Regions from separate parts of the Mus musculus genome. Here region 2 is linked to region 1. The links are chromatin loops, found by intact Hi-C in ENCODE. Cell type or tissue: heart. All regions are shown on one strand.

Evidence for each region. Hi-C counts contacts between places; a loop is a spot of excess contacts. Peaks named below come from ENCODE experiments on the same cell type or tissue, not always from the same donor. Only the 100,000 strongest peaks of a DNase experiment are listed, where the experiment ranks them.
Region 2: a loop joins it to region 1, with 11 times the contacts of the local background. A loop is called at or near these places in 15 of 42 quality-filtered maps.

Annotation. Positions count from the first base shown.
Region 1 is chr12:119,321,585-119,329,584 of GRCm38, reverse strand. It overlaps Gm46331 (a long non-coding RNA gene), which reads right to left and starts at 3,340. Exons shown (of 3, transcript XR_001780539.1): 1 at 3,169-3,340; 2 at 1,655-1,881. In heart, a CTCF peak has its summit at 3,980; no DNase peak of the experiment used is centred here.
Region 2 is chr12:119,023,048-119,031,047 of GRCm38, reverse strand. No RefSeq gene overlaps it. Among named protein-coding and RNA genes, the nearest start is that of Abcb5, 61 kb to the right of the region's middle. In heart, a CTCF peak has its summit at 4,563 (motif pointing left); no DNase peak of the experiment used is centred here; H3K27ac peaks cover 668 bases.

The DNA.
Region 1 (8,000 bases):
ATCAATTAACGATTAAGACAATCCTTCACACCCTGCTCAGAAGCAAATTTATCTAGATAATTCTCCAGTTGGGACTTTCTTCTCAGATAACTCTAGCCTGTGTTAAGTTGAAAATTAAAGCTAACCAGGTCACCACACAGTAAGAAATATACGTTTGTTCTGTGAATAGCCACTCCTGGGGGAATTTGTGAATACACCTACCTACACCTGTCTGAGAACTACTCCATCCTTGTTTCCTGCTTTACACATCAGAACCCCAGGCTTTCTGGTCTTGAGGTTGCATTGCTCCCCTCCATGAATGAGTACTTGGACTCTCAGCCTTGAAGTAAGAGTTATACTATCAGCCTTCTTGGTTGTGAGGGTCTCTGAGTTGGGATTTACCATGTGGTGGTCTCTAGCCTGCAGAAGACCTGTCATGGAACTTTTCAGTGGCCAACTTCCCTAATAAATTCCCTCCTACACATCTATCTGCAGTTTCTATTTGCAGTGTTGTTCTAGATAACCCTGAGTATACAGGTGAAATTGAAAGGCACGGATGATTAAAGTTTACTGGTCATGGTTAGAAAAACCATAGCTGGTAGAACTTCTATTAATATCCAAGTCTTCTAGAGTTTAAAACTGTAGAAAATTGAAAGGGAGTCAATAATTGAATATCTTACAAAAGAATCAAAGCTTTTCAAATGTAGTGCCAATATTAAGAATCAAGTTCTAACACAGAGAAAATTCAAATGAAGGGAGAATATGATGAGTTTCATGAAAAGAAAATCAATTTCATGAGCATATCATATTCCAGCAGCTGTCTGTGTAGCACTGGTCAAAACAGTTCTACTTTCTCTTCATCTCCTGCTTCTGTTTGTCTACAATATGTTAATAAGAAGGGACAGAGAAATTTGAAACATTTTTCAATATGAGTTGGTTCTTTGAGTCCAGAGTTACCAAGTCTCAAAAGTAGAAGGATGTGGTGACTAACTAAAGCATTTCAATAAGTCATAACTAATGATACCCCCTAACCATAGCAATGAATGAACTCAGGGTCTATTAAGATTGACCTCAGATTGCTAAGTACTCCATTACTACAAGTAGCACAGCAAACACAGTTCCTTGAATAATTATTCACTTACTAAATTTCCAGCTACATAAACAGTCATTATCTAGAGTTTTTAAAAATAAATATTACACATTTAGATATCATACTCTACCTGTGCAATATGTTCTCACTGTAAAAAGTGGCTATAAATATTATAGATGTATATAATAAATATATAAATATCAAGAAAACTCATGTGAACTTACAAATAGTTCAAAATAAGAAGTCAGAAGGATGAAAGGTTAAGTAGATAGGTAACAAACATTACAGGACTTCTCTCTCCCTAAAGGTTGTTTTTCAGGGAATTCAGGGTAATTTGACTATAGAGGTGGGATGAGAGATGTAGCTCAGCAGTAGAACACTGGCTAAGTATTTAAGAGGTCTTGAGTTTTATATCTTTCACCAAAAGGAAAGGAGGGAGAGAAAGGGAAGACAGTGAGGGAGCAGAAACAAACAAAAAAAAACAGTAAATATCTTTGTATGTCAACCTTGAGTTATATAATATGATACTTATTAAAGTCAAAAGAAGTTTTAAAATATTTTCTTTTTTTATAAATAATTACTCACCATAGAGAAATGTCTGGAAATGGTGGGACATGGATGGTCACTAAGTACTTTCTCATTCCTTGCAATCCTTCTGTCCCCTGCTGAGGAATGATTGAGTCTTTTGGCCTTGCTTCTCACTCAAGGCTTTTGTCCAGCCTCCATCTTGGGTGTGTGCAACTTCCATTATCGGCTCCTCCACACATCACTACAGAGTTTCCTTATACCACCTCCACTATTTCTTCACTTATCTATATAGAGAATCATTGTCTGAGGCGGAAATAAGCAGCATGCATCTTGTTTTCAGAAGCTCACCATGAAGCTCAACCACACAGATTTTTGAGCCTGTGGACTCTAGCATCCATATCTAAGGCTGAGCTTTTACTCAAGGACTGTACAATCTCTTGTAACAAGTGTTAAAATATCCCAGATAAAAGTAAATCCAAGATTACATGCTAATCTAATCTATAATAAACTAGAACTTCTCATATTAGAATGCAAATTAATATTGGATAATACCATTATAAATGGTTACTAATTCAGTAGTCTTGCATGGAAGAAAAACAGAACTGTAGTAGGTTTCTGGTTTTCTGCTCTTTCAGGATTCTGATTCAGTGAAGCTACAATGGTATTCAGTGGTCTACCTTTATAAATCTACTACCCACAAAGAAATTTTAACTTGGGTTTCAGCACACATCATCTAACTGCTCTCTTAGAAGCAGTGCTATAGAAACAGGTGTCTAAAGTTTCCAGTGGGTCACCAGGACTGAAGTAAAGAAACAAGAATAGGAAACTTTGAAAAGAAGGAGAGTAAAATGAATTAGGAAACCAAAACTGGAAAATGTTTTCTTTTCATGTTCATTTTCTGAAGGAAATGGGTAGAATTGTGAAATGAATATTTTCTCTTCCCTATTATTGCTCTTGAATTCCCAGAGGTTGCTCATACACTAAAGAGATCTTGTTAAGTAGAAAATGATTCAGTAATTTCATTTTAAGGCTTATACAAAAGCCAATTCACTCCATGGACTCTTTATACTTGGGAAATTTAATTTGCTTACTAGATAAAATGTTTTAGGAACAAACACAGTCTGTTCTTACCTCTCTGTTATTTTAGTTACATTGTAATCAGAAGAGAGAAACCATATAATAATCTGAACAAGGGAAATATAAAAAAGTTGCAACAGGAGTTGAAATCATAATAAACTGAGTAAAAATGGTGGAAGACAGCAGCTGATGTCAAAGCAAGCCACCTGAAAGGCATGAGTTAGAAGGAGTTATGGTTGACTTGCTGGAGAGTAAACACTGACCCTGACCCTGTTTAACAAGACCCATCTCTGTTATTACAGGGCAAGGAAAATGGCTAGGCTGGGGGTAGAGTCAGTAAATTAATAGCTGCTATATCTCTCTACTAGCTAAGTTAAAAGTTTTTATTCCATAAAATACATTTGTTATATATACTGCTGTGTATACACACACACACACGCGCGCGCGCACACACACACACACACACACACACATACACACACACCAAATGATACCTGATAGCATTTTCCTGAGGACTTAATCACCACTTATTTGAAAGCTTTCCTCTCTCCTGTATATTTGTCAGTGTCTATGATTTCAATGTGGACAGACATATGTACTATCAGAAGAAAAAAATCAGAAAGTACATCATAAGTCTACTTGCTTAAAACAGAGAAAACATTTCAATACAACTTATATGTTAAGACTGAGGAACTGGGTTCTTTCAGCAAAATCTTGCTTATGTATGCAATGGTGTCAGCGTTTGGAGGCTGATTATGGGATGGATCCCGGATATGGCAGTCTCTAGATGCTCCATCCTTTCATCTCAGCTCCAAACTTTGTTTCTGTAACTCCTTCCATTGGTGTTTTGTTCCCAATGTCTCTTGTGAGGCTATGCTGGGGCCTAGAAAACACAGAAGTGGATGCTCACAGTCAGCTATTGGATGGATCACAGGGCCCCCTATGGAGGAGCTAGAGAAAGTACCCAAGGAACTAAAGGGGTCTACAACCCTATAGGTGGAACAACAATATGAACTAACCAGTACCCACCAGAGCTCGTGTCTCTAGTTGCATATGAATAGAAGATGGCCTAGTCGGCCATCATTGGAAAGAGAAGCCCATTGGTCTTGCAAACTTTAGATGCTTCAGTACAGGGGAATGCCAGGGCCAAGAAGTTAGAGTGGGTGGTCAGGGGAGTGGGGGGGGGTATGGGGGATTTTGGGGATAGCATTTGAAATGTAAATGAGGAAAATACCTAATTTAAAAAAAAAGAAAAAGAAAAAAGAAAAAGACTGAGGAACTTAGAGGACTCTTGGTACCCATAGATGGCAGCAAAGGGCAGTCATGTACTGAGCACCTTCAAGCCCATCTTTTTCAGATGCATGTATTCTTCTCATTCTTTCCTTAATACTTTTCCAAATTCCAGTCATTTCTCTGATGAATTAGCTACTCTAGGGAAACAATTTTAAAGAACTATAGATGAATGCTAGCAGGAACAAGTAACAAAATGCCAATGTTGTTCACAGAAGTAAAGAAATGCTTTCTAATGTATAGCAGAGGTCAGCAAATGTTTTCAACAAAGGGTTAAATAGTAAAGAGTTTAGACTGTGAGGCCATAGGCCCATTATGCCCAATAGCATGACTATAGCCACCAGCAACATGTGTAAGACTGTGCCAGGAGCCGGTAGTGGTGGCACACGCCGGTAGGACTTGCTGAAGGAGGCAGAGGCAGGAGGATCACGAGTTCGAGGCCAGCCTGGGCTACACATTTTTAAGCCGGGCAGTGGTGGTGCACGCCTTTAATCCTAGCATTTGGGAGACAGAGGCAGGCAGATTTCTGAGTTCGAGGCCAGCCTGGTCTACAAAGTGAGTTCCAGGACAGCCAGGGCTATACAGAGAAACCCAGTCTCCAAAAAAACAAAACAAAACAAAACAAAACATAACATAACAAAAGACTGTGCCAGGTATGATGGAGCATATAATTTTAGCACTCCAGAGGTAGGGGAAATCTCTATAAGTTTGAGATCAGCCTGGTTTACATAGCAAGTTCCAAGACAGCCATGGCTTCAAATTGAGACCCTGTCTTAAAACCAAACAAGCAAAATTTTAAAAATCTCATTCTGCTAAACAAGTATAAGTCAGGATTATCTGGCTTATACAGCCAGCTTGAGAATCTCTTAAGCAGAAAAACAGCAGGAGAGATGGGTAATAAGAACACTGTACTAGGGAGAAATATGAAGCCCCAGGAGCCTGTGATATCTATGACATAAAGACTAACACTAATAAGCCTTAGTGCTCATCAGTTTTGAAATTTACCCAAAGATGAATACCAAACAAGAGAAAGTTTGGCCAGCCTGAAACTTTTGTTTACAGTCTAAAGTCTCTGCTTTCCATTTGTGAAGTTAAGAAATACTGTATTAACTATCCAGTTTTTAAACAACCTGATAAAGAGACAACTAAAATTGTCCCAATTTTTAAATGACTTGACTAAACATCAGAGTCTGTGTATGTCATCAATGGCCTTCCTGGCTACTATCACAGCTCATTGAAAAACTTTTCCTAGTGTAAAGAAGTCATACACATAAAAATTACATTTAAAAACAACATATTGTCTTTTTACATTTAGAATCTATTTGTATATTTATATATGCCATTTAAATTTTAACATATACTGTGCTTTCTACTGTAAGTTGATGAAATATTATACTCTGTTTTTAATTATTGACAAGTGAAAATCTTTCCAAGGAGTGCACATCAGGGATGCTAATGCCTTATTTAACAATTTAGTCCTAATACACTTGAATTAGTTTTGATTAGTTGTGTTTTGGTGTAGCTTTCTCCTCTTGCTTGCATCAAAATACATATAACATACTTTAAAATTTATCCTTTCAAACTTTTATAGCAAGACATCAAGGTTTTGGACATTGTACGCAAGCTAACCGCATTTGTAGGTTGCTAATGAACCTGCTATCTAGCTCTGGGTAAGATTAAGGACTTCCACAGAAATAGCTCTAAACAATTGTTGTCCCATATTTCTTTTCATTGAGTAAAGAAACAATGCAACTTTGTACAAGTCTCACAGAGAAGATGTTATAGAGTCACACTGAATATCTTATACCTGCAGATGGCATTGCATTATTAGTAAGATGGCCCTTCAAAAGAGGTCACTTTCTAATACAAATTTGAAAGTTGTTTGGCTTACAATATTGTTGAAAAAGGTCATCCCCTTCTTTGTTAAAAGATGATCAATGTATTTCTGGTCATGGACAATGTAAGAGCTGTCCTTGGTGTTCTCACACATTCTCTTAGCACATTGAGAAAGAGAAAAACTGTAAGGCAGCTGGCATTGGTAGAGAAACTCTAATACTTGACTGGACACAGTGATTCTTGATGGAGTTGTTAGTGCTGAGTCATGTAAGTTTTCATCTTTTCAGACTGAAATGTTGTAGAGGTTTTATGATTATTGGAAAGAGCCCCAGCAGTGCTTCCTTCTTTGTATAGAGTAATATGAGCAAGATTTCCTCTGTGATCTTTTTATATTTTTATTTGAAACAAAAGAAGGAAGATCTTCAATCTGCTAAGGAATTGGATCCAAAATTTCTTTCTCTTAGTGAAATAATCCAGACACAGAAACACAAACACCACATGATTTCACTTACATATGGAATCTAACATAGTCAAAAATCTTAGAAGCAGAAACTTAAAATGATTGTTGCCAAGGACTGAGGGGAAGGGTACACAAAATGCATCAAGCTTCAGTAAAAAGTAAAAACACTTGATACTCTGGAGTCCTGAAGTGGTAAATACTGTCTACAGCTAACCACACTGCATATTGCATACTTAAGAGCAGCCAAGTAAATTGATAAGATCTTTGGTAAGGTAGTCATATAATAAAAGAGGTAAGAAAAAATATTGAGATATGATGGATATGTCTATAGCCTGGATAAAAGTGATAATTTCACAGGTGTATACTTGACCCCAAATACATGACATTATATAAAAGCAACCAAATATATATTAGGAAGTCTATTATGGCAAGAGCATAAAACATGGAATGAACACTTTTTAATTCACATTTAGGTCTTTCACAGGCAGACAGGATCTTCTCAGGGACTTTTTTTGGTCAACTTTTGATGATTCAGACTGACATTACAAATATCATGTCATTATAACAATTTTAGAGATGGCATTCTGAGGGAAACACAAATAACTCTGTCCTCCATTTTGGATGGGAAGTGCAAGCAGTTCTATATTGAAGCCCAACATGTTATTTGGGCCTCATATTTTTCTCTCTTGATACAAACTAAATGCCCACATATATAGGCTGGTTTTCTATTTTATAAGCTAGACTACATTTAATGTTGGAATTATCTATGGCAAGGAATTTTATGTAATCAACATAAGGGAATGCTGAATGTACCATAGCAATCACAATGCAGACCAGTCCTTTACTTTCTAAAGCATTTGACCAAGAATATACACATCATTATTGATATGCAATTTCTAACATTGTCACTATCAGAAAGCTTGCTGAACATATTTAGTGTGAACATCTAGAAGAGCTATATATTTGAATCTAGAGAAAGATCACTTCTGAGTTTATTTGTTAAATATAGGGTGTTCTCCCTCCGCTTCTTTCAACTTTTTCAAATTAAAGGATGGACTATAGCACCATATATAGAACACTCTATATCCTGCACTCTCTATACCACACAGAAGCTCCTGAGGGTCATTCTAACGTTGGGCACATTGACAGTGGACATCTTCAAGATGGGTTTGGCTCAGAGAAAGACTGAGAATATTTGAATTCCCTCCTAGGAGGACTGGGAATCAAACATGAAGATAAAAGCCAAATATTTCCTTCATATATAGTTCTCCTTTCCAAAATTTGACATTTTAGGTACTGTCTAAACTTCACTGAGAGGAAAGAAGGAGACCAAGGTTTTGTGAGGTCTAGTGACATCTCAACACTACTAGATGAAGGTAGAGTAGAAGAAGGCCCATGAACCTCCATTTGGCCCTGAGGTGGTAAGAGCTCATTCTAGTTGATGGAAGAGAGCTCTATACATGACAATATCAACAATCAACCTCTTTAAGTGCAGGGACTCACCTTCAGTGCCAAAGAACCATCCTCATGCACCTAAGAGAAGATTCAACCACAGAGCAGAAGAAAATTGAGATATTACTGAGTAAATATTCATGTGCCATTCCTAGGAACCACCCGGAATGAACTAATCAAGCAGTAGGTTGGTGACACATCTGCATTATTCACAAGGGAAAAAGAGCCTGTGGGTTTTTTAATAATTAAGATGCCCCATTTTCTAACCAAAGCTGAGGAAATTCCCAT
Region 2 (8,000 bases), 300 kb after region 1:
AATACATGCCTAGGCCATAAGCTTTGGTTCATTACCTGGCTAGCTCATAATTTATTTAACCCTTTCAAACTATTCTTTTTCTACCACTTGGTTAGTTACCTCTCCTTCAGTCCAAGCCTGCTTCATTCTTCACATCTCCCTCAGTTTCTCTCTCAGCATCCTCTCTCAGAATCTTGAATCAAGAATCAAGAATCTTGAATCAAGAATCTTGAATCAAGAATCTCTCTGAGCATCTTGCTTGAATCTTTCATTGTCTATCCCTACATCTCCTTTTATTCTCTATTTCCTCTTTCTTCCTGCCAGAGTCCCACCTCCTATTTCCTGCCTCAGCTCATCAGCCATCAACTTTTTTATTGACAGATGTTGCTTATAAGAGATTCTCTCTACACTTTCCCCTTTTAGTCCAATAAAATCCTCTTTCCCTTACATCAATAAATTATATACAATATTCACAATTATGAAAAACATCAGGTAAGGATTATATTCCCTATATCCAATTCACTTATATTTGAAAAAAAAAAGCCTTTTATTAGACTAAGAGAGAGAATTGTAGAGAGAATATCTTATGTCTGTATGGATGTGTCACCCATCAATAATAAGTCTAATGGCCTATGGCTTAGGCAAGAAATAAGCGGTGGAACATCTGGGTGGCAGAAAAGATACCGAGGTAGAGCCAGGCATGGAAAGATTTGTTCAGGAGGTAACCAGAATGTAGATAAAATAAATTGGCTATATTAAGTTATGATCTAGTCAGAGAAGAGCCTCACTATATGGACAAATTATTTGTAAATGTATTTTGAGCCTGTGTCCTATTTCTGGAAACATGGGGCTGGGAGATAGAACCAGACCTAACTTCTACAAAAGGCAGGCAGTCTTTGTTACATGAAGAAGACTTTAGAGGATACTGAGATGGAAAACACCTGGGAGTCAGAATGTGGAGAAAACAAACTTGTTTTGACACTAAGCATGTGTTATATCTGCCCAAACCCAATGACTGCAGTGATGCTTAGAAATGTAATATTGTTAATCACTCATTATGTGCCATATGATAAGCAATGTGCTCAGCACTATGGACATTCCTGTCACCAGAGGAGGGTCTCAGGTATTGCAAAACATGAGGATTTTACCAGGCAGGCAATACGAGTGAAAGTTCAGATTTATTAAAACTAAGAGAAGACTCATAGAATACATCTTACAAAATGGAACAACCAAGCAACCACATAACTTGAGCACTTTCACTGAGTTTAGGCAAATGGAAGAAGCTGTATATTGGAGGGTATGGGTGGTGTTGAAGTGGATTCTTAACCTGATTAACAGACAAGCTGTTACATGTCTCTCAATACATCTCATAATTTTAAGCATATACATGCTCCCATCAGGCATGTACAGGAGATGCTAAATAGGGATTTCTCCTCACAGGTCTACTAGGACAAATTCACCTTTGCTGTACCCAATTCTACTTTAAGCAGGCTTTGTTTATTTCTCCTTCTCCCAGGAAGTGGCTGACTCCAGATTACCATCCCATGGGGAGAAACTGGGTGTGGTCCTGCCTAGACAATAGGCACATTTTTCTAAGAGCATTTTTCTGAGCTCTCTGGGCCCCCTTACATTGGTCTACCTTACACAAGCACAGTCTGTAGCCTATGAGCTTGAGTTGCCTGAGTAAGCTGGTCACTAGATAATAGGTCTTTTCTTACATGTCATTGAAACTATTATGATGGAAGAGAGAAGATATTAAAAACTTTAAGTTAGAAGATTTAAAAGTGATATTTCTGAGGAAATTGTATTAATCTAAGAAGAAGTAATAGAGAAACATCAGCAATTCTTTTTTAATATTTTAAGTATAAATTAAAACTTCATTTTATATTTTATTTATATATATTACATATGTGCATGTTTATTATGAAGTAATTACTGTAATTACATTGATACATTACTAGAAGCATTACTGTACAATGGCTAATACAAATAATTAAGGCTCTCCTTTCAAAAAGTTTATTTTTATGAAATATGAAAATTCTCCTGGTAGAAGGGGAAATAAACAAGGCCTACTTAAAACAGAATTGGGTGCAAGGGAGTGAAGGTGAGTTCACCCTTTCACACCTCACTGCAGGGTTCTTAATTGTCATTGTCCTCATATGACAGCAGTTAGTTAATATTTCACAAAACGTTAGCAACCTAAGAGGAAAAGAGGAAGGAGAGGCTTCCAGAGTCTGTTTCTCCATGAATATTCTTCCATCCATATGTAGTGCTAATAATACGCATTTCTAAAACAGGAATTTGGATCTGTACTACTTATGCCATCAGGTTTTTGAGAATGTACCCTTCCTATGAAACTCTGGATAAGAACTGGACTCAAATTTACCTTCTAATGATATATGAGCCAGTCTAGGGAGCTTTGCAAACAAGTAACCTAGGACACAAATTACACAGATTAACAACAGCCACTTGTTTGTGAACCAAAAGGGGGGAAAATTAGTAATTTGTGTATTTTGGTGTATTATGGGAAATTACAGTTTTCAACATCTATAATTTTCTTCATGAATGAAGCTTCAAATGCATCAGAGGGGAATCCCTGAGTGCTTGCTAATGCTGTGGGCGATGACCACAGTTACTTCAGGTCAGCTCACACAATCCTTCATTTTGTGAAACCAATCACTCATGGTCACTCAATGTCTTTCACATTGATTCCAAACAAAGGCATTAACCAGGCTTATTGTTCTCAAAGGTTAAAATACCCACAAAAGCATTTACATCATTGCCCAAGTATGCCTAGGTCATAGGAAGAAGCCCAAGAACATGACCAAAAGGAGACTCCTAATGCAACTAACCAAATGAGGAAAAATTCAGACAGTAGTCCTGTCCTGGGTCTCTGCGCCAGATATATACTTCTACAAAAATATATACTTTTACCAGAAAGCATTGTTTAGTATAGTCTTCTCTAAGATATGATCTAAAACAGTGAGCTGCTTCAGAAAAGCTTTGGGAATTCTGAGACCTGCATTCCCGAATAGTTCTAAAGGAACATCAACACTCTAAAGCTTCCGAGAATTCCTGCAGCTCTGCTTAACATTTCCCAACCCACCCAAACATTTTGCACGCTTTGTAACCCAACACCTCTTACCATCTGTGGAGTCTGCTCCAAGAAGCAAGACACTGGTGATTTTCAAGATATACTTTGCAGAATCCTCTCAGGGATTTCCAGGAAGGCAGAGAAAAGAGTACAGAGACACTGAAGGAGCAGGAGGGGTCAACAACCCACAGCTCCACTTTGAGTCCTACTTTCCAGAGTTGACATGTAGCATCGTTTTGAATTAAGAAATCTATGTCCCAAAATTATCTTGTGTTTATAAAGTTCTTTCACTAGAAATGAGATATTTGTAGTCTGACATTTATAAGCCGACATGTTGTACATGTTACAGGATTGCATGGAAGCTCAGCAGAATTCATAGGGTAGTTTCTTGCTAGGGACTGAATTACTGTGAATGAGTACTTTCCAATCCTTGCTGGGCTTTCCAAGAGACAGAATTAATTGTACTATTAATTCAGGCTTGGCTTGGTGACTTGCTTTGACTAAAGGAATGTCATATGAATTTGTGGTTTATTTATGTCCTCAGGGCTTCTCCACAATGAGAACAGTAGGCCTCACACCATGGGTGCTTATCAGGCATTAGAAGCACATGAAGGCCAAATGGGACCAACAAAACTACAACCCATGGCTAAGGTTTGAAGGTTGTTTGTGGGCATAGTAAAGGCTGACAGGAGCAATTTAAATCGAGTGCCTTTAATATTACTCTCATATAAAAATAATAAGATCCAACAAAGAGGATGCTGAACTTTCTGCTACCTTTGCAATTAACTTGAATAACTTTCAAAAAGTGTAATAATGCTTATTCCTCTGTATACTCAGGTACCATTCTCCTTTGTCTAATGGTAAATCTTTGCCTGTGTCACAGAATAATAATAATGCCAATAATGCATTGAATATAAATTTCCATCAAGGGATTCAGTGAATTTTTCTTTGTCCATGAACCCAAATGCTGTTTTGGGAGTTAGAATTTAATATAAAAAATTAATATTTGTTATCTGTGCCTATAATTGTTTTCAGAGTCCTTAACTGGGTCAAAATTAAAAGTCAGCTATGTCTAATCAAGCTGTAATTCAAACAAGAGACTTTCAAACAAACACACATGAGAAGTCAAAGGAAAAAGAAAGGTTTCCCTTCTTCCAAAATGGTAAAACTACATCCTGCAAATGCAGATACACAGATTGAAGCTTCTGAGGTTTATGAGACAGTTACACAAAAGGTTTCATTGTAAGTGGAAACACTGGAATTATTATAGTAAAAGGAAAGATTTTTGTTTCTAATCAGCTTAGAAAAAAAGTTCTCTACCAAGTTATCACCACTAGTATAGGACAAGAGTTCTTAGTGGTTTGGGAGAGGATTTGGCAGTTAAGACACCTGCTGCTCTTGCACATGGGATTTGGTTCCTGTAACATGGCAGCTCACAAACATCCATAACTCTAGTTCCAGGGAGTCTGGTGCCATCTTCTGGCTTCTGCAGACACTGCATTCACATGATGCACATGCATACATGCAGGCAAAATGCCATATGCATAAAAGAAAGGAAATCTTTTAAATACTTTAGATTTTTAAAAATAGAGTTAACAACGGAAGGTTTGTAAAAGTAGCCTGTCTTTTTCTTTTTAATTTTAATTTTATTTTTATGTGTATTGGATGTTTTGTCACATGTGTATTGATGCTCTCAAAGGTCAGAAGAGAGCATCAAATCCCCTGAAATTGAAATTATAGATGTTGGGAGGCATCATGTAGGTGCTGAGAATCAAGCCCTAAATCCCCTGGAGGAGCAGCAATGAATGAGCCATCTCTCCAACCCCAAGTAATTTGTCTTTATAGAATTAAACATGCAGGAGTAGGAGAGATGACTCAGTGGTTAAGAACACTGACTACTCTGCCAAAGGACCTGAGCTGAATTCCCAACACCCACATGGTAGCTCACAAATTGTTTGTAACTACATGATCAAATACCCTATACAGATATGCATATAGACAAAACACCAATGTACATAAAATAATAATAAATAAATTATTTTTCAAAAATATTAAACATGCATAACAAAGTGCCATATAGGTAAGAGGAAAATAACACAAAAACAAAACAAACAAACAACACACACACACACACACACACACACACACACAGCAGAGGCAAGAGTCACACTTTCTAAGAAGTGGGTGTGAAGAGCTATGAGGATTAAAGGCTTTGATTTTTTATAATGGATAAAATAGATGCAGAATTTATTACAGAATTTCCCTGACTCAATGCTATTTATTAAGCACCAAGTAAAAGGCTGTAAAGAAGAAGTGACATGCTGTCTCTGAGGCTCAGCAGCCTGCACAGAACATGCTTGGCCCATTTTACAGACAGGACAAACACTCCAAGAGTGTTCTCTCAACTATTAGCTATCTACAAAGTAAGTAGATACTTACTCAGATTGAGAGAGATAAAAAATAAATTAAAATCAGAAATTAGAAGGAACCATGTAGGTGATGTGACAGAATTAAGAGGGCGATGGCAGAATAGTTTGAAAACACTTTATACTGAGTCAGATAAACTAAAAGAAATGACTATAAATGATGCTTAAATTTCTAGAAACATACCACCCAACACAACTTGTACCTGATAAAACAGAAAGTCTAAGCAGTCCTGTAAGTAAGATGGTGACATATTAAAAAAACAAAACAAAACATCCCAACAAAGAAAAGCCCAGAACCAAATGACTTCACCAGAAAATTCCACAAAATATTTAAAGAATAATTAAAGGCAATTCTTCTCAAAATCTTCAAAAAAAATGAAAATAAGGGGACATTTCTTTGACGGATTTGATAGTCTCTTCTAAAGGATCGTGTGCTGGAAGCTTGGGAGTTACTGAGAAGTGATCAGACCTTTAAGAAATGGGGGTTAGTGAGAAGTGACTGGGTCATGATCACACTGAGCCAGCAGCATTAATGGTGGTCCCACAGAGTGTGTTGGATCCAGGTAGATATTGTAGATGATGGGGTGTATGAAAGGCCCCTCTGAGCTCCTTGATTTCTACCTTTGCTGTGGGGTATCTTCTGTTGTATTGTATCATAACCATGTAATACTCAGTAAATTTGACTACCCAAACTTGGATATTCAGGCTCCAACTATTATTTATCAAAAAATAAATCTCTTCTAGCACAAAGCTTCTGTCTAGGATCCTGTTGCCATAACAGAAAATAAGCTAAGACAACTCCCAAACTCATTTTATGAGACAGTATAATCTAGATATACGTGACAGGCAAACACACTGCAAGAAAACAAAACCATAAACCTGTATCCCTGATGAACATACAGCAGAAATAATCAACAAAATATCAACAAATTTAATTGAGCATGACATTAAAAGGGTTATGCCTCATGACAAAGTGTAATTTATTCCCATAGCACAAATATGGTTCAACACACAAATATTAATGATGTAGTATTAACTAAATGAAAGACCAGGAAACCACATTATAATCTGAACTGATGCAGAATGTTATTTTTCCAAATTCAACATCTAGTCATAATGAAAACACTCAACAAACTAAAAACAGGATACTACATCAGCATAATAAAGACTATATATAGGGATGGGGAACCAGAGCCAATACCATAGTCAATGGGAAAAGGCTCATGTGTTTTCAAGCAAGATCAAGAACAGAACAGGAAAGCCTGGTCTTTCTACTCCTACGTGCCTAGCATGGAATTCCAAGCCAGAATGTTAAGCAAGAAAAAGAGGGGGAGGCAGGCCAAAAAAAGATTCCAAATAAAGAAAGAAGTAAAATTACCACTGTGCTTGGATGATATTACATGACATTATCCTTAGAAACTCCCAAACATTCTATACATGCCAAAAAGAAAAACCCTATTATAACTAATAAAAAAAAACTTATCAAAGTTGAAAGAAACAAGGCAAAACAAACAAAACATTCTAACTGTATGACTGACAAGGATAAGCAAACTAAACAGGAAATTAAGAAAAGCAGTATCACTTATAGTAGTGCCCAAACAGTCAGATACTTAGGAATGAACTTAGGGAGGTGAAAGATATGAACTCTGAAAACCATGGACACAGATGAGACGGAAGAAGCAGCAAGCAAACCTGTTGGAAACTATATTTGCTTATTATTTCCATACTTGTGAAGAAGTAAGCAAATTAAATGCAATACCTATCAAAATCACAGTTATTTTTATAGAAACAGAAAAAATTCTGAAATTCATAAGGAACCACCAAAAAACTCCCAAGTATATAAATTTACACTGTAAAAGAATAGAGGTCTCACACTTCCTAATTTTGAATAGTTTTAGAACAGTAATCTAAACAGTGTGGTACTGGCACAAGTGTGTGTGTACAGAAAAATGTAACAGACCACACAAATTAATCCTGGAGCCTAGCTCAGTTAATCTTCAGTGAGGATTCCAAAACCATGAAATGTGGAAAGCATGGCGACTCAAACGGGAACTGCATATGTGAAGGAAGAGAGTTACATTGCATTGCACCATACATAAAGCTTAGCACAAAATGGATTAAAGACCTTGCCAAGGACTGAAATTATAAAATTCCTGGGCAAAACATAGCCAGAAAGCTTTATGAGATTGGATTTTACAGGATCACACACACACACACACACACACACACACACACACAAAACTGTAAGAAACAAAAAGTAAAAAAATAGAGAAATGGGACTGTATGGGACAAGTTTATAGATGAAAGATCATAAACACAGAAGGAAGTCAAGGTCATCAATCCAATAAGGGGTTAAAACTCAGATTATATAGAAGCAATTAAACATCTATATCCAAAGTAATTAAAATCAGAATCTTATTTCTTTTAGACACATTATAAATTGGATATTCATTAATTTTTATTATTGGTATGTGGCTGTGTGTGTGAGAGACAGAGACAGA